Regions from separate parts of the Homo sapiens genome. Here all the other regions are linked to region 2. Evidence: chromatin loops called from intact Hi-C (ENCODE). Cell type or tissue: PC-3. All regions are shown on one strand. Region 1 overlaps FMN1 (formin 1). Region 2 overlaps FMN1 (formin 1). Region 3 overlaps FMN1 (formin 1). Region 4 overlaps LOC105370759 (a long non-coding RNA gene).

Region 1 (8,000 bases), 64 kb after region 2:
AGACGGGGTTTCATCATGTTGGTCAGGCTGGTCTCCAACTCCCGACCTCAGGTGATCCACCTGCCTCGGCCTCCCAAAGTGTTTTAAAAGCTGGCATGCAAAATCTTATTTCCAGAGAGTACTGCCACCAGGATATAATCCTAATGACTACTTACCTGTTTCCTGCTTTTCATATCTTTGTTTTCAATTTCAGGCCATACCTCTTTTTAGGGTCTTTTCTACCCACCCATGTCTTTGTTTATAGACACATTACAAACTATTCTCCATGGTGAGCATTCCTCTCCAATGGTATCTTCAGGAAACTGCACTTGTTATAAGAATTTAGGCCCCAGTGCTTCTCTAGTCTCTGACTATATTCAGTTGCCTTTGATAAATCTGGTTGAAAGTGCCCTAGGACCTGAGATGCATGGCTAATGGTAGCTCCTAGTTCAGTGGAACATAAAAAACTGACTCTTCAGGCTAACTTCTTAATATTCATGTCCTAAATGGGCGCTCCGGGGTGACTGATAGATGCTACCCAAGGGCAATTCACACATTTGGATCTTGTTTCAAAAGTAATATCTAGGAGTGATAGAGTTAGTTAATAAAATATAGGATACCCAGTTAAATATGAATTTTAGATTAAAAAAAACCAAAAAATTTTGTAATATAGGCATGTCCCATACAATATTTGGAAACTTCATGGCCCAAAAGTGGAGCTGACAGAGCTTTGGGTTCAGTCTTTCCAGAGCTTTGTAGTTTGCCCATAATAGTCTACAGAATTTGCTTGACCAGGATTTGCAGGATAATTACCCAAACAGAGCTTCCCTACACAGCAGTCTAGCATCTACACCAAAGTACCAGTTGTGTGATATACTGATATAATGAGAAATACACTGTATATTTCGTCTTCATCTGGGTCCTGGACAGAACTTCTAAAACCCTCGTAACTTCTTAAGTGATAAGAGCCATAGAAGTAGTAATAATATTTGGATATACTCAAATATATTCAAATATATATAGAAGTTGTAATATTTGTTTTTTGTCCTCAGCTTCTGAAACAGCTCAGAAACAATATTGGTGAAAGGGGCATCTTTTGTTATTCAGAACAAGCCCCTTTCAACTACACTTGAACTTATGTTAATGAGGTGACTTTTAGAGGATGGGAGGCTGGTTGCCAAGGGAACCTTGTGATTAGGGTTGGCATTTTGCGTCCCAACAACTCACCTCCAGGAGGGTAGAGAGGCTAAAGGTTGAGCTAATCACCAATGTAATGAAATCTGCATAAAAACCCTACCCAAAGAAGTTCTGTCTCCACAGGGACAGACGCTCTTGTGCTCTGGACCCTTCCAGACCTCACCCTATGTATCTCTTGATCTGGCTATTCATTTGTATCCTTTAAAAATATCCTTTGTAATAAATTGGTAATGTCAGAGACGTTTGAACCACAGCGACTTCATCTTGAATAGGGGATGGGTAAAATAAGGCTGAGACCTGCTGGGCTGCATTCCTAGTAGATTAGGCATTCTTAGTCACAGGATAAAAAAGAAGGTTACCACAAGATACAGGTCACAAAGACCCTGCTGATACAGGATGTCATAAAGAAGCCAGCCAAAACCCACCAAAACCAAGATGGCTACAAAAGTGACCTCTGGTCATCCTCACGGCTCATTACATGCTAATTATAACGCATCAGCATGCTAAAAGACACTCCCAACAGTGCCATGACAGTTTGCAAATGCCATGGTCATGTTGGGAAGTTTGCTTATATGGTCTAAAAAGGGGAGGGACCCTCAATTCCAGGAAATCCCTGCCCCTTTCCTGGAAAACTCATGAATAATTCACCCCTTATTTAGCATACAATTAAGAAATAACTACAGGTATATTCAGTCAAGCAGCCCACACCACTGTGCTCTGCCTATGGAGTAGCTATTCTTTTATTCCTTTACTTTCTTAGTAAACCTGCTTTTACTTTATGGACTTGCCCCAAATTCTCTCTTGTGTAAGGTCCAAGAACCCTTTCTTGGGGTCTGGATCAAGACCCCTATCTGGTAACAGTAATAGTCAGTAAATTGTTTCCTTGGGTTGTACAAGTTATCCTAGCAAATTACTGAACCCGAAGAGGGGGTCATAGGAACCTATTTGTATCCAAGTTGGACAGAAGTTATGGGTAACCTGGGAACCCACTACTTGTGACTGGCATCTGAGGTGTGGCAGTTTTGTGGGACCGAATCCTTAACTTGTGGGATGTGGCTACAGTTCCAAGTAGATCGTGTCAATTGAATTGTGGGACATCTAGTTGGTGTCTACAGGCAATTGGGGAATTGCTTGTTATGAAAAACACGTACACTTGGGTCTCAGAATGTCAGAAGTGTTGTGAAGGTAAAGGAGGTTTTGTTTGTTTGTTTGTTTTCATTTAGTTTGTTAAATAGATGCCCCCAGAGTCTTCCTAGTGCTTGTCCTACACCAACCCCACCTCCTGCCATTCCCCAAGGAACCCCTGAGTCTTCTCATAGTTTAGTAACTAAAAGATGAATGCCCAGCTAAATGAGGGGACTTAGTAACAGCTGTAGCCTTAACACCAGTGTCCATCCTGACTCACGGATGCCAACTCCCACCAATTATTTCAAGTATGAGATGTTTTACCTTTCATCACGTACTAATGAGAGTCAGTGTAGCCACAGAAAAAGGCTTAAGAAAGTTAACATCCTGATTGTGACGCTGCAAGTCAGGTTTAAAACTGGAAGCACGGCAGTGCTGGTCCAATGTCTCAGGCTGATCAATATATTGCTTAGAGTCCAAAGCCCACCAGAGGAAAGGGGTTTTTGTGAGCTGCTAGTCATTAACAGCAGGCTATTTTTTTCTTCTTTTTTTACTTTTTGATTTCTGTAAGCTATTGGGAAACAGGTGCTGTTTGGTTACATGAGTTAAGTTCTTTAGTGGTGATTTATGAGATTTGCACCCATCACCCAAGCAGTATACACTGCCCCAATTTGTAGTCTTTTATAGGATACACATTTGTTCTAAATAAGTAGAATCCTTTCAGATAGAAACCTTACCTAGAATATCAATATTTAAACATATAGGAGTCAAATCACACTGTCCAAAGAGGGGAGAAGGGCTTGAGGTGAGGAAGGAAACACAGGGCCCAAACTATAAAAACTGTTGATTCAGAAAATAATCTAAAAAAACTATTTTAGTTTTATAATTCTGATTAATGAAAAACTAAGCAACATACTAATATATACTGTTTAATTACACAGTATTTATATATACAAATATATATATCACATGTATTTATACATATATTAAAATTATACATATATACATATGCATAATTTATATATCATATATGTAATATATAAATATATAAAGCCCATAAAAGGCTAGTTCAGGAAATAGACATTTTTCATCTAGTGATAAATATCAAAAAACCTAAAAATACTTATAGAAAAGAATCCACCTCCTAGAATTTTATCATAAGGAAATAGTCCTAAATAATGGGGGGAAAGGGTATAGGAAAAATTGTATTTGTAGTCACGCTATTTTATTTCTAAATAGTGGTCCTATTCCAAAACTGGAAACAACTTCAATATCCAATAACAGAGAAATAATTAAATAAATTTTGGCATATCATTTCATGGAATATTCATCACTTAAAACACATCTGTAACGAGCTTGCAACAGCCTGGATAAGCAGTTTAAGAGTAATTGTTTGAAAGAGAGAGGAGGAGACCAGGTGCGGTGGCTCACGCCTGTAATCCCAGCACTTTGAGAGGCTGAGGCAGGCGGATCATGAGGCCAGGAGATCCAGACCATCCTGGCTAACACAGTGAAACCCCGTTTCTACTGAAAATACAAAAAATTAGCTGGGCGTGGTGGCATGCGCCTGTAGTCCCAGCTACTCAGGAGGCTGAGGCAGGAGAATCGCTTAAACCCAGGAGGCGGAGGTTGCAGTGAGCCAAGATTATGCCACTGCGCTCCAGCCTGAGCGACAGAGCAAGACTCCATCTCAAATTAAAAAAAAAAAAAAAAAGCAAAAACAAGACGAGGTTATAAAATCTGGCATGCTTTTATGTTTAAAAAAAATCTCTCATTGAAAAACAAACCATACTTAGTGAAAAAATACAAAAAAAAATTTATCAAATTGTACAGTCGTCTCAGCTGCTAAGATTATGAGGTTTTTTTTTCACTGTAACTATGTATTTCAAATTTTCTATAAGGATTGTGTAGGATTTTTATAATTGTAAAAAATTAAGTAATCATTTAATTTACAGAGGAAAAGGAAAACCAGAAATACACAGTTTAGCCAATTTTAAAAAACACATAAACACAGTATTTTTTAAAAACACAGAAGAAAAAGAAAGTAGCTTTTCAAAATCTACTTCAGCACTTTTACACTGTAGGCCTGCTGTTTGCGGCAAATGCAACTTAAAGTAATTGACCAACAGATGTCACTGTTACACTTCCTACTTTAAGCATCTCTAAAGACGCACAACTTTATATATGGGAACAAAACCAAAAACTTTACTAATTCTCATGTCATCTCCTGCAGGACTGCAGCTTTCTCATCTTTCAGCTTCATTTCTAAACCTCCTTTTGTAATATCTGGAATGTTGAATGCTGTTCTAAAATGACATACAGTGACCATGGTTTTATGGTTATGAAAAATACAGGGTTCTCCTGCTCTTTGATTGCCACCCATGTGAACATCACAGACTTAACCCACACTCGTCAAAAACATGGTTCCAGGTCTGAAAGTAATGAGCCGGAGAACACAAGGTTGTCAACAGGCATTAAAGTTAATGGCTAAAAAAAGAAAAAGTGCTCCTTAGATTTGTGGTGCTCACCTCATCTGTGACAGGAAACTGGATGGGTAAAGAGGGATTGCAGAGAATCACAATAATCTGGTCAATCCTACCAGGCCATCTAAATGTGGAAGTAGGTGAACCCCAGCCCAGTGCTTTCTAAGGAGGAGTCAATACTTCTGTGTCAATGAAAACAAGAATGAATAAGAAAGGAGAAGGTAGCTGGATGTGGTGGCTCACGCCTGTAATCCAGCACTTTGGGAGGCTGAGGCAGGGAACATTTTTGAGGTCAAGAGTTCGAGAACAGCCTGGCCAACATGGTGAAACCCCATCTCTACTAAAAATACAAAAATTAGCTGGGTGTGGTAGCTCACGCCTGTAAGCCCAGCTTCTCAGGAGGCTGAGGTGGGAGGACCGCTTGAACCCGGGAGGCAGAGGTTGCAATGAGCCAAGATCGTGCCACTGCACTCCAGCCTGAGCAACAGAGCAAGACTCCATCTCAAAAAAACAGAACAACAACAACAACAAAAAGAAAACAGGGAAGGCTATGTTTTTCTGAACTAAAAGTAGATCCATCATTTGATGCAGCAATCCAACTACTGGGTATCTACCCAGAGGAAAAGAAGTCATTATACGAAAAAGATACTTGCACATGCATGTTTATTAGCACAATTTGCAATTGCAAAACTATAGAACCAGCCCAAATCCCCATCAATCACAATGAGTGGATAAATAAAATGTGGTATATATTTACATATATACATATACACATATATATACATATATACATATACATACACACACATATATACATATACCATGGAATACTAAGCCATAGAAAGGAATGAAATAACGCCATTTGCAGCAAACTGGGTAAAATCGGAGACTATTATTCTAAGTAAAGTAACTCAGGAATGGAAAACCAAACATTCTATGTTCTCACTCATAAGTGGGAGCTAAGCTATGAGGACGCAAAGGCATCAGAATGATACAATGGACTTTGGGGACTTGAGGGAAAGGGTTGGGGGAAGCGAAGGATAAAGACTACACACTGGGTACAGTGTACACTGCTTACATGATGGGTGCACCAAAATCTCAGTAATCCCCACTAAAGAACTTATTCATGTAACCAAACACCACCTGTTCGCCAAAAACCTATTGAAATTAAAAAAATTTAAAAAATTTAAAAAAAACTGCAGAGGTTATTAAAAGTGAACAAAAACTTTAAAAAAGAGAAGGGAGGTGGTTATGTTTTTTAAATGCATTATCCTATATTCTGCAGATTTTCTGCCAACCTAGTCACCTGTTATTTGAGCAGCTGGAGAGAAAGGTTCATGAATATGGAAGGAAGGCAGGGTATTCGGATTTCACTTGAGAATCCAGAGCATATCAGTTGGCTTTACATATGTTATTGACAAATTTTTAGTAAAAGGATATTAAGAAGTGACTAGCAACCAGTGGGTACTCCCACAATGAGAGATCTAGGCTGCAAAGCTAATGAACAGAGCGCTCTGAGAACACTCAGGTTAAATGACAAACACAGTCACTTCCAGACAAGTTGCTAGTTACTTTCTAGTGTACAAATTTCAGATCACCAAGATGCATCTTCATTTTCTGCAGCCCACTGATTTTTTTTAAACAATGATCCATACATTAAATGCAGCTTTATATACACAATTTACATTAAATACATATTAAATGAGCCTCTGTTGACCACAAAGAACCACAGCACAATCACCAAGATTTCTACTTACATGGAGATCCAAGTACAATTCGCTCCTGTTTGACTTCTCCCTTTCCTCATGAAGCAAAAATGGACAGGCTGGTCCCGCTCTGTAGCCCAGAACCCACGCGCCTCCATCTCTGTTGGGAAGGTCTTTAGGTGTCTGCTCATTGAAGCCGTCCCAGGGAAAGCCCTCAGAGGAGATACCTAAACAAACACAGAGAAGGCCATCAGTGACATGGCAGCCAAATAAATAAATAAATAAAGCCATATTTGGGGAACTCCTACATAGACTTCTCTATGCTAGCTCTTACTTTGCTTTCTAAGTTATATTTTTAAGAGACTGCTTTCCTTTAAAAGTATTTCTCCCGACAATTTCTAGATCACACCAACAAAAATTTACAACATACGCCCTCATCCCCCAAGTCTATTGGCTGTACTCTATGCCCCATATTCTTGCTTACAGGTTGCATGGGTCATTCTATCTCAGCATGAAATCAGAGGAGCTAGGGGACAGAAGTCAGGAGGTCTGGCCTGCTGGCTTTCCTACAGTTCCTAAACAGCGTCATCTGAGCCAAGTCACTAATGTGTGTGTTCTCCAGGGCAGGAACTGTGCCTTGTTCATCTTCATTTCTGGGAACAGAATCATTATGCATGGTGCATACCGGACTTGGACAGTTTGTTGAACGAGTGAGTAGTGCATGAGAAACCCATTTTGGATTCGCTTTTGTCATCTCTAGAATCAAAGGTATTAGTCTAGCTTATTCTAACCTAAACTATAGGCAAGTTTAGGTTTGCCATAGGATGATAATCATTAACTATGTGCCAGACACTGTTTTTAGTTCTGTTCAATTTTTATGACAACATATAGTTAGGTATCATTAGTGTTCTCATTTTAAATGGGGAAACTGAAGTACAAAGAAGTTAAGCAATTTGCTCAAAATCATAAAATCAGTAAATGGTTAAGCTAGGACTTGAACCCAGGCAGTTAAACAATAGAGGGCCGTGCTTTTAATGACCACACTATGGCCTCTGCCTGACATTCTATTCTTAAGATGGCAATATGTGTTCTATAACAAAAGGATTTTACGGTCAAGTAAGTGTGAGAAAAGCTACATACTGTATCTCTTAAAGAATCATGATTCATGTTAGCATATTAAAGACCTTGGGATGCCCTTTAGTACAGAAAACCTAATTCTATATAATAGGGTTTTCCAAACTTATTTGACCACAGAATCCATTTAAAGGGACATCTGCTAAACATGTCGCAAGCCACTTAATGTTGTACTGGACACTTCTAATGTTTCATACAGCACTCAAGTTCCTAGTCCTCTTTTAATTCCTGGTAAGCAACCTTGGCAAAATTTTAAGCCACTAGGCAGAAGTTAAAGGTTTAGGCTCAGTGTATTTTGCAATAGAGATCACTGTTGAATATACGACAGAGTGTTTATTACACATAATCCCTGTAAGAGTCTATTTGGCAGTCACCC
Region 2 (8,000 bases):
TTGTGTCCGGAATTGGTGTGTTCTTGGTCTCACTGACTTCAAGAATGAAGCTGCGGACCCTTGCCATGACTGTTACGGTTCTTAAAGGTGGCGTGTCCGGAGTTTGTTCCCTCTGATGTTCGGATGTGTTCGGAGTTTCTCCCTTCTGGTGGGCTGGTGGTCTCGCTGGCTTCAGTGAATCTGCATACCTTCGCGGTTGAGTGTTACAGCTCTTAAGGCAGCACGTCTGGAGTTGTTCGATCCTCCGGTGGGTTCGTAGTCTCACTGGCTCAGGAGTGAAGCTGCAGACCTTCCTGGTGAGTGTTACAGCTCATAAAGACAATGTGGGCCCAAAGGAGTGAGCAGCAGCAAGATTTATTGCAGAGTTAAAGAACAAAGCTTCCACCATGCGGAAGAGGACCTGAGCGGGTTACCACTGCTGGCTCCGGCAGCCTGCTTTTATTCTCTTACCTGGCCCCACCCACATCCTGCTCATTGGTCCATTTTACAGAGAGCTGATTGGTCTGTTTTACAGAGAGCTGATTGGTCTGTTTTGACAGGGTGCTGATTGGTGCATTCACAATCCCTGAGCTAGACACAAAAGTTCTCCACCTCCCCACTAGATTAGCTAGATACAGAGTGTCCATTGGTGTATTTACAAACCCTGAGCGGGACACAGAGTGCTGATTGGTGCATTTACAAACCTTGAGCTAGATACAGAGTGCCAATTGGTGCATTCACAATCCCTTAGCCAGACATAAAGATTCTCCAAGACCCCACCAGACTCAGGAGCCCAGCTGGCTTCACCCAGTGGATCCTGCACCGGGGCCGCAGGTGGAGCTGCCTGCCAGTCCCACGCCGTGCGACTCCTCAGCCCTTGGGCGGTCGATGGGACCGGGCGCCCTGGAGTAGGGGGCGGCGCTTGTCGGGGAGGCTCTGGCAGCGCAGAAGCCCGGGGCGGTGCGAAACTCAGGCATGGCGAGCTGGAGGTCCCGAGCCCTGCCCTGCAAGGAGGCAGCTAAGCCCCGGGGACAAATCGAGCGCAGCACCAGTGGGCCAGCACTGCTGGGAGACCCGGCGCACCCTCCGCAGCTGCTTGCCTGAGTGCTAAGCCCCTCACTGCCCGCGGCAGGGCCGGCAGGCCACTCGGAGTGCGGGGCCCGCCAAGCCCATGCCCACTCGGACCTCTAGCTGGCCCGCAAGCACCGCGTGCAGCCCTGGTTCCCGTCCGTGCCTCTCCCTCCACACCTCCCCGCAAGCGGAGGGAGCCGGCTCCGGCCTCAGCCAGCCCAGAGAAGGGCTCCCACGGGTGCAGTGGTGGGCTGAAGGGCTCAAGTGTGGCCAGAATGGGCGCCAAGGCCGAGGAGGCACCGAGAGCGAGCGAGGGCTGCCAGCATGCTGTCACCTCTCACTATGCTTTCTAGTAAACCAGGAAATGTGTTTCCCTGAGCTCTGTGAGCAACTCCAGCAAAGTAACCAAATCTAAAGAGGCTGGGGGTTGTGAGAACCCCTACTTGAAGTTGGTCAGTCAGAAGGTCTGGAAGCTCAGACTTGTCACTGGCATCCGAAAGGGGGGCAGTCTTGCAGGACGGAGCCCTCAACTTGTGGTATCAAATACTATCGCCAGGTAAACAGTGTCACTATTGAATTGGGGAATACCCAGCTGCTAGTGTCCACTACAGAACTGACTGCTTGGGAAACCGACCCCCCCAACCCCCCCACCAGATTCGGTCACTATAAGACTATGTGGCCAGGCGCGGTGGCTCATGCCTGTAATCCCAGCATTTGGGGAGGCCGAGGTGGGTGGATGACTGGAGGTCAAGAGCTCCAGACCAGCCTGACCAACATGGTGAAACCCCGTCTCTACTAAAATACAAAAAGTAGCCGGGCGTGGTGGCAGGTGCCTGTAATCCTGGCTACTCAGGAGGCTGAAGCAGGAGAACTGCTTGAACCCAGGAGGTGGAGAGTTGAGGTCACGCCATTGCACTCCAGCCTGGGAGACAAGAGCGAAACTCCGTCTCAAAAAAAAAAAAAAAAAAGACACTATGCTTAGTTAGCCTCTTTCATGCATGTGCTCAGTGTCTCCGTGTGCCAGGCACTGAACTAAGCATTGTGTATATAAAAGAAACAGCACACATTTCCAACCTTAAAAGGCTTTCAGGATGTGCATCTTTGAAATATCTAAGAACTTTTGGCATTTATATTCCAGTATTAGCCCTTTAAGCCTGTGTTTTCTTAAAAGACTTTATTGTATTTCATTTGATCATTTTATATATGTTAATGTGAACGACTGGAACTTTAACAAATATTTAATCTGCTTTCACCTCTTTCTTTTTGGGCAATGGAGAATACTTCCTATGGCTTTAAGCCTTGGCCATATGACTTGTTTTGGCTAGTGGAATATAAGCTGACGTGATGTAAGGAGGGATTTAAATTTAATTGCATAGTTTGACTTGCCTCCGGTACTCCTGCTATTTCATGTAATTAAAACATATTCTGGGTGGCTACAACTCACTCAGCCTGGGTCCCAGAGAAAGATACATGGTGCAGACTTAAACCCTAGCCACAGTCAGCAGTCAAGAACAGCCTGAAAAAGCCCAAACCAGCTCAGCTGAACCTTAGTTGACCTTTACACCTATGCTAACAAATGCTTGTTACCGAAAGCTGCTGAATTTTAGCATGGTTTGTTACACAGCATTATTACAGCAATAGCTGATGAATACACTTGGTAAGTTTTCAGTCAAGTTAACAATTTAGAGACTCATAGCATTTTGGATGCTTCCAGCAACTGGGGTGGAGTCTCACCAACTTCTCTCTCTCTCTATGCATACACACACACACACACAGAGAAAAAGGTTTAAGGAAAGAGGATAAAATGGGAGACATGAATAGGCTTATATTGTTTAATACTCAAAAAATTAGTTCAGGACAGATATTGAGTCTTTATGTTCTGGGATGATGATATAAAAGAGGTACAAAAAGTCAGGAAATTCGTGGCTATATCTCTGACTTTTACCTGTATTGAAAAGGTATGTATTCAAGGCCTGAGACCATTTGATGGACACCTTACCATGGAGAAAACTGTCATTAAGTCCAATTCTAGCTGCCAATCCTGGGATAACCTGCCTTCTACCCTGTTCTTTTCTGTTACCCTTGTTTTATGTTCTATCATAATAGAGGTGCTAAGCAGTTTAAAATTCCATGAATATATGGTCCCTAAAACTTACAATCTCCTTTCTACCTATGTGGTTTTTAAAAATCATAGTCAACAACAGTTAAATAATGGCCACAAAACAAATCTTCTAGAAAAGGCACACACTTAACTAGAATAAAATTTCAACTACAATTGAAAGTAACCAACTCCTGTCACTAGGTGGCAGTCACAATAAAGTCATCCCTTGGTGGGAGGGATTGGTTCCAGGACCTGAGGATACTAAAATCCGTGAGTCCTTATATATAAATGGTGTAGCATTTGTGTATAACCTATGCATATCCTACTAAATCACCTCTAGATTACTTATAATAAATACCTAATACAACGTCAATGCTATGTAAATACTTATCTTTTTTATTTGTATGATGTTTTGGTATTTTTTTCCCAAATGTTTCCAATCTGAGGCTAGTTGGATTTGCAAATGCAGAATCCGAGAATACAGATGGTCAATTGTACTTCATACTGAAACTCGAAGTTTGCTATCAAGTGCCACAGCAAGACTTGAAGGATTGGGTATGGAGGGGAGGCTGGGGAGAGACAAGGATGAGCCAAACTGAAACAACCACTTTTCCTTGATTTGAAAAGTGGACTAGTATGGATATGGTAACTAGCTGAGAAATATCAGAACAAATAAGAGGAACTTCCAATCTGATGTTACTAAAAAAGTTAAAAGTGTCCCAACAGACCTCCAGTTGTTAAAGGTTCACATTTTTTAGCTCCCTCCTAAGCCTATGTAACAATGAAAATTATAACATAAAGCAAGTAAAAGACACAGACAAGTACCAAAGCAGAATTACGTATTTCAGAAATAGAAATGGGACAAACCAGTAAGTGGCACTTCAGGCCTGAAGCTCTGGCCTGCTGTGCCCCAGTTCCTCTGGCAGGCAGGGCAGGCAGGACATCCTGGAGTCAAGTTACTGCAGAGTAACAGGGACTGACAGCACTAACGTGGGGCAGGAAGCCAGGCCCAGACTTGTTGCCTAGAAAAAGGGACTGAGACACAGCTGTAGTTCCCAGATGGGAAAGGGAAGTTGGAAGAGGTTGTCAACTGCTGCCTGGGGGTCTTGGCTGGGGCACAGTGGCTCCAGCCTGTAATCCCTGTGTTTTGGGTGGCAGAGGGTGGGAGGATCTCCTGAGGCCAGAAGTTCTAGGTGGAAGTGAGCTATGATCGCACCACTGCACTCCAGCCTGGGTGACAGAGCAAGACCCTGATCCCCCTCCCCCACCCAAAAAAAAAAAAAAAAAAGAAAAAAAAGACCAAACCTCAAATCCATCTATCCCTGTCACCAGCCGACTAAATCTGCAACATTCACATACCACCTCAGGCTAGTGAACCCAATACGCTATTATAAGAGCGACTTAGTCTGGGGGTCTTACCTGGTAAGACAACTGCAAAACAAATAAGGGTAAAGGGGAAGGGGAGGGGGAAACTTAAAAAAAAAATCATCCTATAGATCACGAGCCTTCAAGCCAAACTTTCAAAACATAAGAAGAAACCTAAGCATCGAGATAGATAACACAATCAACAATTGAAACATGACATCACCCAATGCAAATTTAAATCTTAAACATATGAAAATATTTTAGTAATGTTTAGAATCCTTACCAAAATAAAGGCAAGAATAATAATCATCATAAACAATAATGATAGTAGCAACACACTAAGAGACAAGAAACAATAGTAGGTGATTGTAAAATTCTGATATATTAGAAACAAAATACTCAACAGACATTGAAATAAAAGGTGCAAAAGCTTAATAAACTCAGGTACAGTCAAGGAAGGAGTTTGTGAGTAAAAGATACTGAATAATTAATTGAAAGTGCAGCATGGTGCAAGAAAGGATAATAGGAAAGAGCAAATACTGAAGAGACCCTGGCATTGACACAGTGATAGAAAAAAATACCAAAAAATAGAGTACAAAAGGAAGCATATAAATAAAGCCAAGCAACATATGGAAACATAATACGTGATTTGAGGTTGCATTGAAATTTGTGGGGGAGGGATAGACTATTTTTTTAAAGCCACATTTAAGAAAAATATTCATACTTCAAAACCATTCACAAGAATCACTTTTAGTGATTCAGCTATATTAAAATATACCAGAATCGTGTCTGTTGAAAGATGGCAGGAGAAACTGATAAGCCACATAAATGGAGAAGACATTTGCAAAGCATATAACCAATAAAATGTTAGCATCCAGAATAAAGAAATCCTATAAATAAATAAAAAGGATAGCAACCATTAGAAAAATGAACAAAAGGACAGTAAATTTATGGAAGATAAACTCCAAATGGCTAATAAACATATAAACATACAAAAAGACACAATCTCACTTGTCCTCAGGACAGCGCAAATTAAAACTACAGGGAATACTATTTCACACCTATCAGATTTTTTTTTTTTTTTTTTTTTTTTTTTTTTTTTTTTTTTGAGATGTGGAGTCTCGCTCTGTCGCCCAGGCTGGAGTGCAGTGACGTGATCTCGGCTCACTGCAAGCTCCGCCTACTGGGTTCATGCCATTCTCCTGCCTCAGCGTCCTGAGTAGCCAGGACTACAGGCGTCCGCCACCACGCCTGGCTAATTTTTTGTATTTTTAGTAGAGACGGGGTTTCACCGTGTTAGCCAGGATGGTCTCGATTTCCTGACCTCGCAATCCGCCCACCTCGGCCTCCCAAAGTGCTGGGATTACAGGTGTGAGCCACCACGCCTGGCCCAGATTTAAAAATATTAATTAGTCTGCTAATACTAACTGCTGGTGAGAATGCATTAGAATTCCACACATTGTTGATGGGAGCATTAACTGCAACAATCACTTTAGAGAACATTTTGACAATATCTACCAAATGTAAAGGCGCACATAAGTAAAATCAGAAATTCTACTCTAATGTTCATCCTCTAGTGAAGCATTTACACATTAATACAAATATTAAAAAGAACACTATGGAACCATTGTTTCTAACAGTGAAAAATAGGAATAAACTTAAATTTCCATCACCAGCACTACAGACAAGCAATTAAGATGTACATTCACTCAGAGTGATATTATGCAGATATTAACATGAATGAAATAGAGCTATACATACGAATGCAGATAAATCTAACAAACATTATTTTGAGAGAAAAAGCTGCCAAAAAATACATAGTGGAAGCCATTTTGTAGACTCATGAAATACATAAAAACCATACTATCCACTGTTTTGAGACTTTATACATTATTGTTATAAGTATAAAACATGGGATTAATAACAATTTTACCCAAGTGGCTGGGGTAGGGCATATAGAAGGCTTCAAATATATTTGTAATGTTTTATTTCCTAAGTTAAGTAGTGAGTATAATCATGAAGTTGAACACAACTAACATAATACACTTAAAATCTATGAAGCAAAAGAAGCTGAGAGAAATTCAATAACAAAATTAATCAAAATGATATGAAATATCCCTCTACCAGAAATAGATCAAGCAAATAAAAACATAATGACTGACACAATCAACAATCTTGATTATATATACCCCAGAACCAACAAATCAACATGTATCTTTTTCAGGAACATATATTTTCAAAATATATCACTGACATATTTGCAAAAAATTGATGATTCACAAAGAAAACCTTTCAAAAATTCTTCAAATACTGTCACACAGGCCATGCAAAAGTAATGCTTTCTATAATGCAATTAAATTAAAATCCACAATAAAATGATAAGCTAAAAACAATTAAAAGAAACTTTAAAAACCTAAAATTAACAAATCTATTTCAGCAATTTGTGAAACCCAACCAACCAACAAAGCAATTATGCGGCGTTTGTTCTAAGAATGTAGGAACTATATATTATCTGAAAATTTATCAGTGGTATCTCACATTAACATACTAATGGAGAAAACCTATTGTATCTCAAAATCTCAAAATGATACAGAATGACACAGATAAGGCTCCACATCATTCTTTGATTTTAAAAAGAAAAAAATCTTCTTAGCTAAGTTAGAATAGAAGAGAATCAGATTCAGAATATCTTTCAAGAACTTTCAACAAACTTTGAAAGTAACGGGAAAACTTCAGGAGGCACGATTTAAAATGCACACCATTACCCACATTTTCCTACATTAAACTAGAGGCGTGAGATAATGTGCTAAGAAAAGAGATGTAAGAATTGGAAAAGAAGAGATAAAACTGGTAATGTTTACAATGATATGGCTCTCAAAACTTACACTGTGACAGCATCTGAATGGGGTTTAAAAAACCCATGCTATATATTGCTTAGGCATACACACACACACACACACACACACACACACACACACAGAGGTTGATTGTAAACAGCAACCCACAGAGTTCTGCATGGTGGTAGCCACACATGAATGCTGGGAGAGTTAATCATCTCTGGGGAAAGAGGCAGAGAAATTGAATAAAGGGAGGTAACAAAAGGGGCCTCAACACTGGTTTTAAAAATCTAAAGAAAATATGATAAAAAGCTTAAGTATAGATGGTTAATATATAAATACTAACTCTACTTTATTCTATTTGTTTGAAATTATTCAGGATCCTTCTTTATAAACATTAGAGGATACGTCCAAATTTTCACACACACACACACACACACACACACACTTCTGTTTATAAGACTAGGTTTAGCCTTATAATCAGTGAGGAAAAAATTGCCTACCTCAAACAGAATGTACACTCAAACAATATATAAAGTACTTGTAAGAAAAAGCATATTCCTCATATAATACATATATGATTTTATATCATGATTATATAATGCATATATAAGCATTGGTTGACTTGACTGAAAATGGTAGAAGAA
Region 3 (8,000 bases), 52 kb after region 2:
ACCATGTGCCAAGCACAATTTTAGGTGCTCCACACATATTAACTCACTTAATACAGATAACAACCATATTATGAGTTGTTATTATTATTATTCTCTTTTTCCTGCTAGAGAACCGAGGCACAGAAGATTAAAAGTCTTGCCAGTCCACAGAAACAGTGGATGGTGGAAGTATAATGTGAATCCATGCAGGCAGGCTCCAGCATCCACACTCTCAACCACTCTTCGAAAGCCCAGAGGCTCCACTTCCTTCCCGAATAGAAGACCACACACAGCGAGGTGCAAAGGTTTCAGCCCAGTTCATTGGTGGTCTTTAACTGGGATGTGAAGTATACTTTATCCTCTTAAATGACACAGAAGACAAACATCACCAAAAACAAACAAACAAACAAAAAACAACAACCTTATACTGAGGATGACTGTTCTTTTCTTTTGCATAACTTGGGGAAAAATCTACAAGTTTTCTTAGGAAAAAATGGAGAGAGAGGAAAGAAAAATCAAGCAAAAATTCCAGTAAACCTAGCTGGCCTATCTATCTAACACAGAAGAGACACGGAATCCTCTGGGCTCAAACACATCAAGGTTTTCCAGTTTGCCCCTACCATTCTCCTTCATTTATGAAGCATGACTTCTATTAAGAAGACTTCTTCATCCAATGTCATAAATGAGCACCAACAATGAATGAGGCTGTGAGGACATAAGAATGAAGATAGCCCTGCCTTCCACCTCCATGAAATGTGTAGTTTAGTTGGAGATCTCTATTTAGAAAGAGGAGACTCTTGTTTACAGACTGTAACCAAGGACTTTATCCCCCAGGTTCAGTCTAATAGTAATAGCTAGACCTGAAACAATTTTGAATGAAAGCCAGCAGTGACCATTTAAATATGAACACGAGTAACAGGAGCACGAGTAAGATTCAAAGAGATCTTTTAACACGGACTCTTTCAAGCCACTGGTTCTCATGACCATAAAAAATGTTACCACTGCTGGTCACTCAGGGAATGAGAGTGTTTCAGATTGTAATATTCAAATAAGCAACCTACAAATTCAATCTAAATTGGTCTTGAAAAATGAATCTCTTTAAAGCTTTAACATTTTCAGGGAGGATAGTAATCACTTCTCTTGGACATTATCTCAGTATCTATGTGCTGAAATAAGCACCTATTACACAAAACCAGCAGAAGCGAAGGCTTTCATCCTTTACAACCTACCTCAACTGATTCTCTTTTGTCTTGTCTTAACCTCAAGACAAACTCTCTAACTGCCACATCTGTGCAAAAATGATCTTCACCAAAACAAACAAACAAACAAAAAAACAACCTTATACTGAGGATGACCATTCTTTTCTTTTGAGTAACTTGGGGAAAAATCTACAAAAAATAATCTGTGCCAGATTAAAAATGATCCACCTCAGACAACCCACGTTTGAACTGTATGGGTTCACCTATACAATATGTTTTCAACCAAAAGAAGATGGAAAATGCAGTCTTCATGAGATGTGAAACCTGCACATATGAAGGGTTGACTTTTCAACTTTTCCTGTAAGTGGATTCCCAGAGCCTCCTGTGGGACTTGGGTATGAGAGGATTTGGGTATATGGGTGATCAATCTTCCAAGTAGATGGAGGGACAACTCTAAGTCAAAGGATACATGAGAAATAGGTAGCATTTGACCTACGTGATATTCTGTTATAACTCTGTTAAAAACAATCAGTACCTAGCTACTTAAAAATGTGAGCATAGTATTTGTGGAGAATTTACTAGCAGTGAATTCTTCATTTCTCCCATCTCACTGTCCTCTCAGCTGTACACAGATTGAAGGTGGAGCCAATTGTACCCCATGGCAAAAAGAACATCAGTCTAGGCTGGGCACAGTAGCTCACGCCTGTAATCCCAGCACTTTGGGAAGCCAAGGCAGGTGGATTACCTGAGGTCAGGAGTTCAAGACTAGCCTGGCCAACATGGCGAAATCCTGTCTCTACTAAAAATATAAAAATTAGCCAGGCATGGTGGTGGGCACCTGTAATCCCATCTACTTGGGAGGCTGAGGGAGGAGAATCACTTGAACCCATGAGGTGGAGGCTGCAGTGAGCCGAGATGCACCCCCTGCACTCCAGCCTGGGCAACAGAACAAGACTCCATCTCAAAAAAAAAAAAAAACAAAAACAGAACATCAGTCTAGTAAGTGTATACCTAGTGAGATAAGAACAATTGCAATAAAAGGCACATTATCTCCTATAGGCAGTAGAGCCTAGCTCCTTGACTTTCCTAATATTAGGAGATCAGCAATAAAAATTTTTAAATATCGTTTTGCGAAAACTGGACACTGAAAGAAACTTCTCTAAGGGCCCCCTTACTCTTTGTAGCACTTCTCGCTATTACTCAGTTTGGATAATTCACCCCCACATTCTCATCAGACTTCAGAAAGGCAACGTGAAAGTAAAGCAAACAGGATCGCATCTCACTGTTAGGCTACTTGTCATGATTCTCCTTGTCCAACTTATTTCAAGTTCTGGGCCTGATTTTAATGACAAATTGCTTCTAGCTTCCCAAAGTAGTTCAAATAGCTTCATGCGAAAACCGTTTGAAACAAAAAGTAGAAAGTGTAGTTAAACTTAGTAAGGGTAAATAAGAGTGAGGAAACTATTTCTGCAGGTGAAAAAAAGTTAAGAGCAATGTACTGGGAAAAATAAGTAAGTTCTGAATAAAGATATGGGTAGGTTAATGGGTGAAATCCTGGTTTCTTGGTTCAGGAAGCGTGTTTTAATTCAACAAACGGCATCTTGAACAAGAGGGGAGAGCTGAGGAAATTATAACATCATAAGGAGTCAAAAAAATGTCTGTAAAATGAGGGGTCATATAAAAGGAGTACAAGATTATGGAATAATTTGGGTAGAATCCAGTTGTTGTAAGGTTGAATGGGACCTTAGAAATAGTAGAAATTTACCTAGCTTGTTTTTTTTTTTTTTTTGAGACAGGGTCTCACTGCGTTACCCAGGCTGAAGTACAGTGGCACAATCACTGCTCAGGCAGCCTTCACCTCCCCTTGCTCAAATGATTCTCCCACCTCAGCCTCCTGAGCACCTGGGATTATAGTTGCGTGTCACCACGACCGACTAATTTTTGTATTTTTTCTAGAGACGGGGTTTCACCATGTTACCCAGGCTGGTCTCAAACTCCTGGCTTCAAGTAATCTGCCCACCTCGGCCCCCCAGTGTACTGGGGCTACAGGCATGAGCCACTGCCTCCGGCCTGGCTTGACCTTTTGTTTTAAAGATGAAGGCATTTGAGGTCAAGGGAAGCGGAACAACTGGCACCAGTTCATACTGCTCAAGTGCAGCACCCAGATGGGGAAAAAGGCATCCCATCTCCTGTTCACCCACATCACATCACCCTGCTGCTATGCTGTGGGATCTTACCTTCTTCCTGATCAGCATCTTCGTTATACTCATTTTCCACATCTTTGAAATGGAGACAACACCTTGCTTCTACCTAATTCACAGGAATATAAAGCCAAACAAAAGAAAAAGCCAGAGATACCCTTACACATCTAGTTTTGTAGCACTTTCCCTGCCTTCATGCTGTGGCGTTCCTCTGCCAATGCAACGCTTACAACAGCCTCTCTGGGTCATCCCATCAAAAGCCTGCAGCTGTTTTCACTAATTGGTTAAAAAGAAAACAGGCAGCACCTGCCTCTTGCAAGGACTGTGATTAAGGGCTTTTTTCTCTGTTGAAAAGTCTTAAGAGTAAAATATTTATAAGACTGGTTCCACTGGGCAGTATCAAAGCTTCTGTAGAAATGGATTGAATATAGATAACAAACTAGAAGAATCTAAAAGGAAAGGAGAAAGGCTGGGACATCTTGTGAAGCTTGAACAAAGGAAGACAGCAGTGGGTATGTAATCTTGTGATGACCAAGGAACACGGGCAGTGTGCATAGTTAAGAACAGGACCTCAGCCGGGTGCAGTGGCTCACGCCTGTAATCCTAGCACTTTGGGAGGCTGAGGCAGGCGGATCACTTGAGGCCAAGAGTTCAAGACCAGCCTGGTCAAGATGGTGGAACTCCGTCTCTACTAAAAATTCAAAAAAATTAGCCAGGCGTGGTGGTGGTGTGCGCCTGTAGTCCCAGCTACTCGGGAGGCTGAGGCAGGAGAATCGCTTGAACCTGGGAGGTGGAGGTTGCAGTGAGCCGAGATGGCACTACTGCACTCCAGCCTGGGCAACTGAGCAAGATTCCATCTCAAAAAAAAAAAAAAAAAAAAAAAAAAAGAACAGACCTTGAGTCCTGGGCTCACACCATGCTCCACTCCTACAAGAGACTTACCCTGGGGCAAGTTATATATAAGCTCCCTGTGCTGCAGCTCCCTCACCTGGAAACTGGTAAGAACAGTACCTACACTTCATGAATTGTTACGCGGCATACACTATTATGTGTTTGGCCCTCATTAATAACCTGCAGTAAGTAGGATATGTTTTCCCAGGAAAGGAACAGCTTCCTTAGGGACACCAACCATCATCTAACAGATGTTTTTAGCATTCTCATTATAAAACAAGTATTTACTGATGAACTAACAGCCCAAGCAGGAAGTTTTCTTCTCCCAACTCCCTCTGATATATGCACTTGGGCAGAAGGACTACATACAACACACCTCCGCATGCCCCAGCCGCAACCATGCCACAAGGAAACTGAGCTCCAAAGAAAATTCTTCCAAGGGATCCCTTTGGGTGTTGCAGGGCCAGTGTTTTCTGGATTGGATTCTTCCATCTGTGTCACTTGAGAAGAGAATAAAGTTTTCTCAAGTGGCCACTGCATAAGGTGACAAAGTTTGCCCTGTTCTTTATTTTGTTTCCCAAGCTCCAACATGATTTTTAAACCAACTCAGTTATTTGAGAGAAAAAAAAAATCCATGAATTTGGGGTTTCTTCCATCCTTTTCTCATGAGAAAAAGCATGCTGAAAATGAGACTAGGTGCCTTAGCACTGACATTTTCCCTTCTTTGGGGAAGGACTCTTCTGAGACAATGAGCAAGCCTGGGTCCTCCATAGCAGAGCACCAGCCATTTTATTTATTCATTTATTTTTGGTTTGGGGTCAATTCATTAGACTTCAAAAGTGCTGCTTCATTACAAATGAAATAAAAGATTACAGACATGAAAATCAACTTTGAAATAGTTATTACATTACTGGCTAGAATCCTACTCTCAAATATTTCTAAGACTGGGTTGTTCCACCAACCAGTGTCAAAGGTCCTCTAGAAATGGATTTAATATTGATGACAAAGTAAAATAATGTAAAAGGGGAGAGAAAGGCTGTGACTTCTGAAGCTGGGGGGCAGGGGGATGAGGGTTGGTGGGTAGCAGTCTTTAAAGTACAGAATTTCCTGGGATGTGTTTCAGAAGAGCTTTGAGCTTTCCCAAAGTGAAGGCATAATATTGCTGTTCCATATGGCTAATGACAGCAGAAGGCATGGAGTCTATGGTGAAAGCATTTCATTGTGACTAAGTTGCTCCTGATAAAAGATGAAGACCTGGAATTTATTAGACTACTTATGCCTGTTGCCTATATTCCCTTCTTCTCATGCAGTAAAGCGAGGCACTTCATGGCTACTGCTATAACTTTTTCTTTTCCTTAATTTTTTTAAAGTAAAAGTTATCTTGAGAATATTAGTTCGAACTCCAAAGATCCAGGTATCATTTCAAAATATTTTTAAAGGGGACAAAAGAAAATCTAGGGAAGGTGGGGATTTACCCAAAAGAAAATGAAGATGGATGGGAGGAGCATGCATGCTGTTCCAAGTAGGCACCATGCTCGGTTCTTTATGCAAGTTTTCTTGCAGCCTCACCCTCTCCATAACTCTATGAGAAAGATGTCATTAATTGCATTTGACAGATTATTACTGTCCAATGAAACTTTCTGCAATAAAGCCAGCATTTGCACTGGATCCATCTGATTCTAAATGTTTCTTTTCATGACAATAAATAAAAAAAACTACGGTATTTTATAACAGTTTTCTTTCCTACTAAACATAGGAAGGGAGGCAAAATAGATCTGCTGGTTACTCAGAACCAAATGGCTACTGAAATTAGAGGTTTACAGAGGGTAGAAAGGTCACAAATGAATCCTGAATCAGCAATGATTCTTTGATCCTAATACCCACATGATTAATTCAGACATTTAAAAAGAAAACTGTTGAAACAAATGTCAATGCACTAAAATTGCAAAGGAGAAGGTAAGTCAGGCATTGCCACAGCTATGATCCAATTTTTTTGAGACAGAGTCTTGCTCTGTCGCCTAGGCTGGAGTGCAGTGGGGGCAATCTCAGTTCACCACAACATCTGCCTCCCAGGGCGCAAGCCATCTTCCTGCCTCAGCCCCGAGTAGCTGGGACCACACGTGCATGCCACCATGCCTGGCTAATTTTTGTTTTGTTTTGTTTTCTAGAGATAGGGTTTCTCTATGTTGCTCAGGCTGGTTTCAAACTCCTGGGCTCAAGCGATCCACCTGCCTTGGCCTCCTAAAGCACTGGGATTACAAGTGTGAGCCACTGCGCCCGGCCCATCCTTTTTTTTTTTTTTAATATATATATATATATTTTTTTTATTATACTTTAAGTTCTAGGGAACATGTGCACAACATGCAGGTTTGTTACATATGTATACATGTGCCACGTTGGTGTGCTGTACCCAATAACTCGTCATTTACCTTAGGTATATCTCATAATGCTATCCCTCCCCCTTCCCCTGACTCCACAACAGGCCCCGGTGTGTGATGTTCCCCTTCCTATGTCCATGTGTTCTCACTGTTCAATTCCCATCCATGAGTGGGAACATGCAGTGTTTGGTTTTTTTCTCCTTGCAACAGTTTGCTGAGAATGATGGTTTCCAGCTTCATCCATGTCTCTACAAAGGCCATGAATTCATCATTTTTTATGGCTGCATGGGAGAAAATTTTTGCAACCTACTCATCTGACAAAGGGCTAATATCCAGAATCTACAAAGAACTCAAACAAATTTACAAAAAAAAAAAAAAACATCAAAAAGTGGGCAAAGGATATGAACAGACACTTCTCAAAAGAAGATATTTATGCAGCCAAAAGACACATGAAAAAATGCTCATCATCACTGGCCATCAGAAAAATGCAAATCTAAACCACAATGAGATACCATCTCACACCAGTTAGAATGGCGATCATTAAAAAGTTAGGAAACAACAGGTGCTGGAGAGGATGTGGAGAAATAGGAACACCAATTCTTAAACAGAGAGCAGAGAAAAAGTAGAGGCAATAAGGCTATGTCTTTGAAAAGGGACATATTGGGGTTTAGCATGAGATATTACTAGTCACACACTAGCTTTTTGTCACTTGAGGCAGGTTCTTTAACGTCTCTAAGATAGCATCCACGCGTAAAATGGGAAAAATAATACTTAACTCATAGAATAGTTCAAGAATTAAATGTGCTAATATTCTTAACCAAGTGCTTGCTTGATTCCCCACAGGAGCTAAATAAATGTGACCATCATTATTATGGAGCATGTGCAGGTGGTGGGGAGGAACCATTTTTCCATGGTTTTGAAATGTATTCACTATTGCCTCCATGTGGTACATCATTTTAATTGGATATTTAAATAAAACAAGTATATATAGGACTACTGTCATGTTCAATACTTTAAAAAGCCTCATGAAATATTCTGAAGAAATGCTGTAACAGTTCCTAGAATCAAAGTCACATACTTTCTATAGCTGGAGAAGGAAGTTTATGATGTTCCTATGTGAGACACTTGTAGCTGCAATCCTTAATGCAATTTAGAAATAATGATACTAATAAATTGGAATTGCTTAACTAAAATCTGTAAAATCCAAAAGGCAACAAAAAAAAAAAAACAACTGGGCCATAAAAACCAGAACTTTATGTTAACATAGGAGTGTTCACAAACAGTCAGTATGCAAAGGCTACTGCATTTCAAATTCTAAATAGCTCATATGGGTTGTAATTTTAACCACAAAT
Region 4 (8,000 bases), 180 kb after region 2:
GTCCTTGCCTACCTGGGGCTTAAGGTACTATTTACACATTCTCGTTTGAAGTCCCCAGGGGTAAATAGGATTTCATGGGATTCCCCATTCATTCCTGTGTTATTATATACATATATTTTAATATATATAATACATATATAATTAATTTTAATGTATATTAATACATATAATTTTCATTCAGTGTTCCTGGCTCATAACTCCCGTAGCCATTGTTGGTGTTTTTTTATAATGCTGTGTGTGTTAGGCCTCAGGGCCAGGCCTCAGGAAACAGAATCTCTCTCCTGCCCTCTCCTTATCTGCCCCAAGGCAGGACTCTAATCTTCTCCACCTTTCTGATTGTGGGTCTTAAGAACCTCCCCACAGAGAATCCCACCCTATACACTGGGGGAAGGAATGGTGACATCATGAAGCTTCCATAAAAACCCAAGAGGATGGGTTTTGGAGAGCTGAACCTGTGGAGGCTGACAGGAAGGTGAAGAAGAACTCGCATGTGCTGGGCGGATGGCACCGCTCAACTCCTGGGGACAGAAGCTCCTACGCTTGGGACCCTTGCAGACCCACACCCTATATATTTCTTCATCTGGCTGTTTATTTGTATTCTTTAAAATATCCTTCTTAATAAACCGGTAAGTGTGTTTCTGAGTTCTGTGAGCTGCTCTAGCAAATTAATCAAACCCAGAGAGGGAGTCGTGGGAACCCCAGCTTGAAGCTGGTTGGTCAGAAGTTCCGGAGGAAACCCGACTTACAACTGGTGGGTCATGGAGAGGGTGGTCTTGTGGGACTGAGTCCTCAACCTGGGGACTCTGACTCTGTCTCCAGGTACATAGTGTCAGAACTGAATTGGAGGACACCCAGCTGGTGTATACTGCTTCATGTCGGGGAGAAAAACCCCCACACCTTTGGTCACAGAAGGCTTCTGTGTTGATGTTCGTTGTGATGATGTGAGAGCAGAGGAAAAAGGTGGGTTGAGAGAGTTTTTCCCAAAGCAATCCCTACGCTGTTTTCTTTGCCCCTTAGTTCATGTTTAGTAAAATTAGTTAGTGAAGATCACACCCAAGTATGGTGGGAAGACCAGCAGAATTGAGCTCACTTGCTTATTGGAAATGCAAAATCTCAGGTTCACCCCAGACGTCCTGAATTCAAACTGCATTTTAATAAACTACCCCTAAGCGATTCCTAGGCACTAAAGTTTGAGGGCTGTTTAACCTGGGAGAAATGCATTTAATAACTCCAGCAGCTTTCTGCCCAAAGAGGCTTGCTTCCGACCCTGGACTGCACAGGAGTGGAGAAGAGGCAGAAGAGACAGGAGCAGGAGGCGGGCAGAGGGGATGGGGACATCTGCAATACACATATTCACACATAGGAGCATTACCTCCAACAGCAAGAAGTATTACTGCCCACAGATTACTAACTGTAACTTCTCTCAAAAGATTAAACCATCCCTTTACTACCAGAAGAGGAGAAAGAGAGGCTTAAGCCAGGCTTTGCCCTAGATGTATCCTATAATATAGCTGAAGCTTCCCAGTCCTGCTGCTATGACCTACAGTCAATGAAAGCCCCAGAGGTCATAGTTCAACCAGTAAGTGCTTCCTTTTAAAGAACAAGATGTATAGGTCTTTCCAGCATTAAACTGCAAGTCAAATGCCACTTCCTCCGTGAAGCCTTCCCTCATTCCCTTTCAGTTCATTTCCAGTTCTGTGCTTCTGTAGCATGTTGTTTGTACTTCTCTTACCCCATTGCCCCCATAAAGGGCTGCAGACATATTTGCTTTCTACCCTGGATTCAAAGCAACTTGAAGGAAAGAATTGTCTGAGGTTTACCTTTTCATTCCCCCTAATACCTTGCATATAAGGAGTGATCTACTTTGTTTAGTTAAATCACTGTCCCTCCCTATGGTGGGTGGATGACTTCAGTGTGTGACCTAGAAAATCAGAAGAAGTGATCAAAAAAGAAGCAGAGAAACAAGATGCAGAGAAAGAATACATTCTGGCGGCTCCATTTGAAAGGACTCCAAGCTGGGGCGAAGAAAAGACATGAGATGTGGCAGGTGACATCATCTGTGGCTTTAGGGTTTCACCTTCCCATTATGTGACCAGTCAGAAGCAAGGAGTTTCTTTTACTTAAGAGCTGATGTCAAGGAAAGGGAATTTGTTAGAACTGGCGTGTGGATGTCAGAGAGACTAGCTAAAAGCCGGAGTGAAAATGGGATTCGATACCAGGAGTGAATAGTGGGAGGATAAAAGGGGCAGTGATATGAACAGCATTCCAGAGAGCAATCCCAGGGAAATGGACTTTGCCCCCTCACAGAGACAGACCTTGCTCTCACAGGAATGAGGGCATAACAAACACTTCTAGAAAGAGCTCAACATTTCAAAATCCCACCTACTAATTATGTGGCGCAACCCAAATCACCTTAACCAATCTAGACCTCAGTTTCTCCTTCTGTCACTGAAGGGGAATGATGAAGTTATCCCAAAGCACCAGTCACAGGACCACTGATGTTAATGTTCTTTGCTCTGAGCTAAATTTACACATGTAACATTCTCTAAAATAGATTTTGCATTTATTTCAACCCCAAGACAATCTATGAGAGGGAAGGGCCATCCGTGGAAAACGTTAAACATGAAACCAATGATTACATCCCTCTGAAATGTAGGACACAGGGAGTAAACCTAATCTCCAAGATGTTTCCACCCCATTTGCCCTGGGCTATGTAATCAGCTTTTCCTCTCAACGCCCGGATAAGTGCAACTTGCCGGCTGCCACATTTGTCCTAATATGGATGATATTCTATCGATGAATAGCTACTACTCACCCCCAAATTCCCTGAAAAATACTTAATGGCATCAAAATGGCGATCTCTGCAACAGATCCAGGGATCTCAGATACAGAAAAACAAGTGTTTGATGCTGCTACATTGTCACTCAACATGGGTTCATAACCTGGGGAAAGGTAGATCAGTCCGTGGAAAAGTCAGAACTTAAATAGCAATTAAAATCCTCATACCGCCAGAATAATACCTCTTCAGATTGAGGGACTCATTCTCTCTGATGCATCATCCATACTTATTTATTTCCCAGCTCATTCCAAAAAGGATTTGAAATGACAAATTATCTTTGAAACATTGCAACACGTAGGTGAACGTTGTGGAGGCTGATGAAATGTTTGCAGACTAACAGGATTTTTTTAACTTGCCTACAGAAGTCTTAAAAATATCTTAAATGCCACCTGAAGCACCATATGGAGAAATTACTCTCACTTAGCTACAACCATAATTGCCTTTATGCTGTCGTTTTGTACAAAGAAAGCAAGAACTTGAATCTGAAACTGAAACTTGAAATCACTCAGATTTTCTGAAAAGGCTTAGATTTGACTCAACAGGAAAAGTCATAATGATTATAGTTCTCTTGAATATTGGGGAGTAGAGAGGAGAAGAATGTGAGGGGTTCATGCCGAGAGATATATTCTCAGACACTGCAGCAGGACTTGTACTCAGTACAATGCTACTGACTTGTCACTAGCTGGCAAGACGGGCTTGGTGTGCCGCTTTGTCCACGGGTCATTTGCTGAGTCACAAAAGCCACCAGGCTGCATCCCTGAGGGCAGGAAACAAAGAACAGCAGGCTTCTGAGTCACCTGCTTTGTGAACAACCCAAAGGTAATGCTGAGGAAGAATCTCCCCAGAGGGGGCAGAATTTGAGACAGTGCAGCACAATCATGTTCCATAGCATGAACTAGCTGGAACCGTAGCAGTCAGAGGAATCCGAGCCAAAGGTAGCAGGCTCTGCAGAGAACAGCTGCAGCCTCCAACAGAAAGGAAAAGCTTTCCTTTCTTTTTTTTTTGAACATCTTTTTAAACAATTATACAAATTATACAAGTAAAATTTTAAACAATTCTACAAATTATACAAGTATCACATGAGCATTATAATTTGAAAAAATACTGGAAAGCACAAAGGAGAAAATAAAAATTGATTATTCATTTATGTAATCAGCAAGTATTTCTGGAGCCCCTTCTAATTATTACCAGGCCCTTTTCAAGGCACTGGGGATGGAGAGATAAGCACAAACCTGCTCTCTTTGAACTTATAGTCATGAAAGGAGGCAGATAATACAATCTCACAAAGGAGAGGATCACCATTTCCTCGGCTAAACACCACAGGGAAGGTAATGTGTCTCTAAAAGCAGATTATAAAGGAATCTAGTCTAGGCCCGGTGGCTCACGCCTGTAATTCCAGCACTTTGGGAGGCTGAGGCAGGTGGATCATCTTAGGTCAGGAGTTCGAGACTAGCCTGGCCAACATGGTGAAACCCTGCCTCTACTAAAAATACAAAAATTAGCCAGGCATGGTGGCGGGTGCCTGTAATGCCAGCTACTCAGGAGGCTGAGGCAGGGAGAATCGCTTGAACCCAGGATGCGGAGGGTGCAGTGAGCTGATATCGTGCCACTGCACTCCAGCCTGGGCAACAGAGCGAGACTCCGTCTCAAAAAATAAATAAAATTAAAATTAAAGGAATCTAGCCAGACTCAGGGGATCGGGAGAAGGGAGTAGCAGTCTGAGAAGGCTTCCTGAGGAGGTAACCCTAAACTGACATCTGAGGAATTAGTCAGAAGCGAGTTGAAGAGCCACCCAGGTAGAAAGACTATCATGCAGAAGCTCCCTGGAAGGAGGGAGCATGAGGTGTGTTGAAGAACTGAGAGAATCCAGTGTGAATAGACTAACAAGAGCTGGAAGGAAAGAAGACATAAGCCTGGAGAGGTAGACAGGAGCAGACCATCTTTAAAAGGCACTGTCAGCCTTCATCGATGTCCTTTGTACTTCAGATATTTTATTTATTTATTTTAAAGATAAGGTCTCACTCTGTCACCCAGGCTGGAGTGCAATGGTGCGATCACAGTTCACTCAAACTGAGCTCAAGTGATCCTCCTGTTTCAGCCTCCCATGTAGCTGGGAACTACCAGCTGCCACGCCCAACTAAGTTTTTAGTTTTTTGTTGAGACAGGGTCTCACTATGTTGTGCGGGCTGGTCTCAAACTCCTGGCCTGAAGTAAGCCTCCTGCCTTGGCCTCCCAAAGAGCTGGGATTACAGGTGTGAATCACTGTGTCTGGCCCCAGATATTTTACTTATGTGTATATATGAGCATATGTGTATGTGTATAAATGTGTATACATACCATATATGTATATATGTGTATACATGTCTGTATGTGCATGTATTATAGTTTAACATTGCCATCAAACTGCCAAATTTTCCTCTAGTATGTGCCAGTTTATACTCTTGCACTATATAAGAATGTCACTTTCACTTCACTTCCAGTAGCACTCATTATCTTTTTTTAAATTAAACACTTGCAGGTTTGTTTGTTTGTTTTGAGATGGAGTCTTGCTCTGTCACCCAGGCTGGAGTACAATGGGACAATCTTGGCTCACTGCAACCTCCAACTCCCGGGTTCAACTGATTCTCCTGCCTCAGCCTCCCAAGTGGCTGGGATTACAGGCGCCCACCACCATGCCTGGCTAATTTTTGTTATTTTTAGTAGAGACGGGGTTTCACCATGTTAGCCAGGCTGGTCTCAAACTCCTGACCTCAGGTGGTCAGCCCACCTCGGCCTCTCAAAGTGCTGGGATTACAGGCGTAAGCCCCTCCACCCAGCCCACATAAATTAAACATTTGATAAGCAAAAAGTGTATCATTTAAGTTTCCATTTAACAGTGAACAAATATTTATCACCCATTGTTTTCTCACTTGCTTCACAGAGAAAGCAGGAGTTTTCTTATCAGTGAAATAAGTACAATATTGCTCATGTGAGTGGAATAGTCCCACTGTTGGAAACATCTCTTGCAAAGGCTCAGCCTAGGTATGTAATGGTCCCTTATTACTCATCCCTAAATGAAGGCATTAAAATATGTGAGCAATTCATCAAATTAGTGTCAGCCATTAGCCTTAATTCAAATTAATGCATGAGATTCATTTCCTCCTGGCAAATCACATAGTACAGTGCTGAGGGAAAGAGAAAAGTCTGCTAAGACTGTTTGAGATGAGAGAAAAGGGTCAGATCTGGGCTTGACAGGAAATGGATCAATATGAAGGAGGTAATGAGTGGTGGGACCCAAACTAGGGACCTATGAGGAGGCTTCATGTCAAGGGAAAAGGGGCAACTATTGGGAAGGTGAGGCAGCAGAGAGGTGGACTGAGGTTTGACAGCCTCAACATTATGCCTAGCCAGAGCTCTGTACCTTTGCATGCATCAGGTGGAAAGACTCACTGGCCTCCCATCTATCCTTAAGTCCCTTATGCACAAATGGGTTTTTGATCACCAGAAATCAGGACTGTGATTGAGGGTGTGTGCAGGTTGCAAAGATTTATGCATAAGTCCTATGTGGTATAAATGACATCCCCTGGGACTGAAATCACACAAGAAGGCTGGCAAAAGCTGCATCTGTGAGGAGCATTGGGGAGGTGTGGAAGTGGGGCAGGGAGGTTTACCTATTTTCAGGCACTGGGACACCAGAATCTTCACAACAATGGTCAGAAGGGATTCAGCCCAGAGAACTTGCTGCAACACCACTGAAGTAGTTGTTTATTTAGCTTGAGAACTTGATGAAATGATGTCGAGAAAGACTGAAAGCACAAAGCACACCAGCATTGAGTTTGACATTCATTTTACTATCTAATCTGTATGCCACAAACCACACATACAGTATATTTCCTATGTAAATTTCCAGGTCCAGCTCACTAAAGAGGCGGGCAGAGCTATCACATGTTCTTTATTGTGGTCTTCGCAGAGGCCTCCCCTTTTGTCCTGCTCATGTTCTGTAGATGACCTTCTGTGGGTCTCAGTTCCATGTTGTAATGGCATATCCAAGTCCAGCTTCAGGGGCATGCAACCTGTGCAGTCACACGGGCCCCGAGCATAGAAGGGCTCCACACTTTGTTTAATGTTGCCATCTTGAAATTTTTTTTGAGCAAGGGGCCTCACGCTTTCATTTTATACCAGGACCCACAAATTTTGTAGTTGGTCGTAGTCCTATCTTGTTACCAAGGCTCTTGTTTCCAATATTAAAAAGTCCTAGAATATTCACAGTATAATTGTGTGGTAAGGAGAATATGTTTGAAACCAGGGTTTATGTCTTAACTTCTGCCACATCCTAACAGTGTAAGTTTTGAGATACAAGATCTCTCTAAACCTCAATTTCCTCACTTGTGCCTAACTCATAATTTGAATTTTCTTTTTTTAGAAAATATTCAGGCCGGTCAGACACAGTGGCTCATGCCTGTAATCGCAGCACTTTGGGAGGCTGAGGCAGGCAGATCATGAGGTCAGGAGTTCCAGACCAGCCTGGCCAACATGGTGAAACCCTGTCTCCACTAAAAATACAAAAAAATTAGCCGGGCATGGTGAAAGCTGCCTGTAATCCCAGCTACTTGGGAGGTTGAGGCGGGAGAATTGCTTGAACCTGGGAGGCAGAGGTTGCAGTGAGCCATGATCACGCCATTGCACTCCAGCCTGGGTGACAGAGCAAGACTCCATCTCAGAAAAAAAAAAAAGAAAAGAAAAGAAAAAAGAAAATATTCAGGCCAGGCATGGTGGCTCATGCCTGTAATCCCAGCATTTTGGGAGGCCAAGGGGAGTGGATCACCTGAGGTCAGGAGTCCGAGACCAGCCTGGCCAACATGGTGAAACCCCGTCTCTACTAAAAATACAAAAAGTTAGCCAGGCGTGGTGGCGGGCGCGTGTTATCCCAGCTACTCAGGAGGCTGAGCCAGGAGAATTGCTTGAACCCAGGAGGTGGAGATTGCAGTGAGCCGAGATTGCACCACTGCACTCCAGCCTGGACAACAAAAGCGAAACTCTGTGTCGAGAAAAAAAAAAAAATCAAAATGTGGCAAAGCACTTAGCATCTGCTTGGCACAATACGTGAAGAGACTATTAGCATATGATTATATAAATTTTACTTTTATTTTGTGCATTTATTGTGCTATTTAGTGGAGACTTT

The links. Peaks named below come from ENCODE experiments on the same cell type or tissue, not always from the same donor. Only the 100,000 strongest peaks of a DNase experiment are listed, where the experiment ranks them.
Region 1: it touches region 2 in a loop (5-fold over the local background); 30 of 110 quality-filtered maps call a loop at or near these places.
Region 3: it touches region 2 in a loop (7-fold over the local background); 34 of 110 quality-filtered maps call a loop at or near these places.
Region 4: it touches region 2 in a loop (2.6-fold over the local background); 4 of 110 quality-filtered maps call a loop at or near these places.

Annotation. Positions count from the first base shown.
Region 1 is chr15:33,082,258-33,090,257 of GRCh38, forward strand. FMN1 (formin 1) reads right to left here. Exons shown (of 21, transcript NM_001277313.2): 5 at 6,542-6,717. Among named protein-coding and RNA genes, the nearest start is that of FMN1, 110 kb to the right of the region's middle. In PC-3, a CTCF peak has its summit at 4,430 (motif pointing right); DNase peaks (open chromatin) are centred at 1,514 and 4,444; H3K27ac peaks cover 1,565 bases.
Region 2 is chr15:33,018,639-33,026,638 of GRCh38, forward strand. All of the region lies in intron 6 of FMN1 (formin 1), which reads right to left. Among named protein-coding and RNA genes, the nearest start is that of FMN1, 170 kb to the right of the region's middle. In PC-3, CTCF peaks have their summits at 3,347 (motif pointing right) and 3,547; DNase peaks (open chromatin) are centred at 3,383 and 4,113; H3K27ac peaks cover 845 bases.
Region 3 is chr15:33,070,782-33,078,781 of GRCh38, forward strand. The region is part of intron 5 of FMN1 (formin 1); the gene reads right to left. LOC124903459 (a long non-coding RNA gene) reads left to right here. Exons shown (of 2, transcript XR_007064574.1): 2 at 109-5,938. Among named protein-coding and RNA genes, the nearest start is that of FMN1, 120 kb to the right of the region's middle. In PC-3, a CTCF peak has its summit at 4,385; a DNase peak (open chromatin) is centred at 4,370.
Region 4 is chr15:33,198,423-33,206,422 of GRCh38, forward strand. It overlaps LOC105370759 (a long non-coding RNA gene), which reads left to right. Exons shown (of 3, transcript XR_932090.3): 2 at 820-960; 3 at 5,760-6,126. Among named protein-coding and RNA genes, the nearest start is that of FMN1, 7.7 kb to the left of the region's middle. RefSeq lists an enhancer at 3,322-3,641. In PC-3, a CTCF peak has its summit at 3,699; a DNase peak (open chromatin) is centred at 3,619; H3K4me3 peaks cover 1,208 bases; H3K27ac peaks cover 610 bases.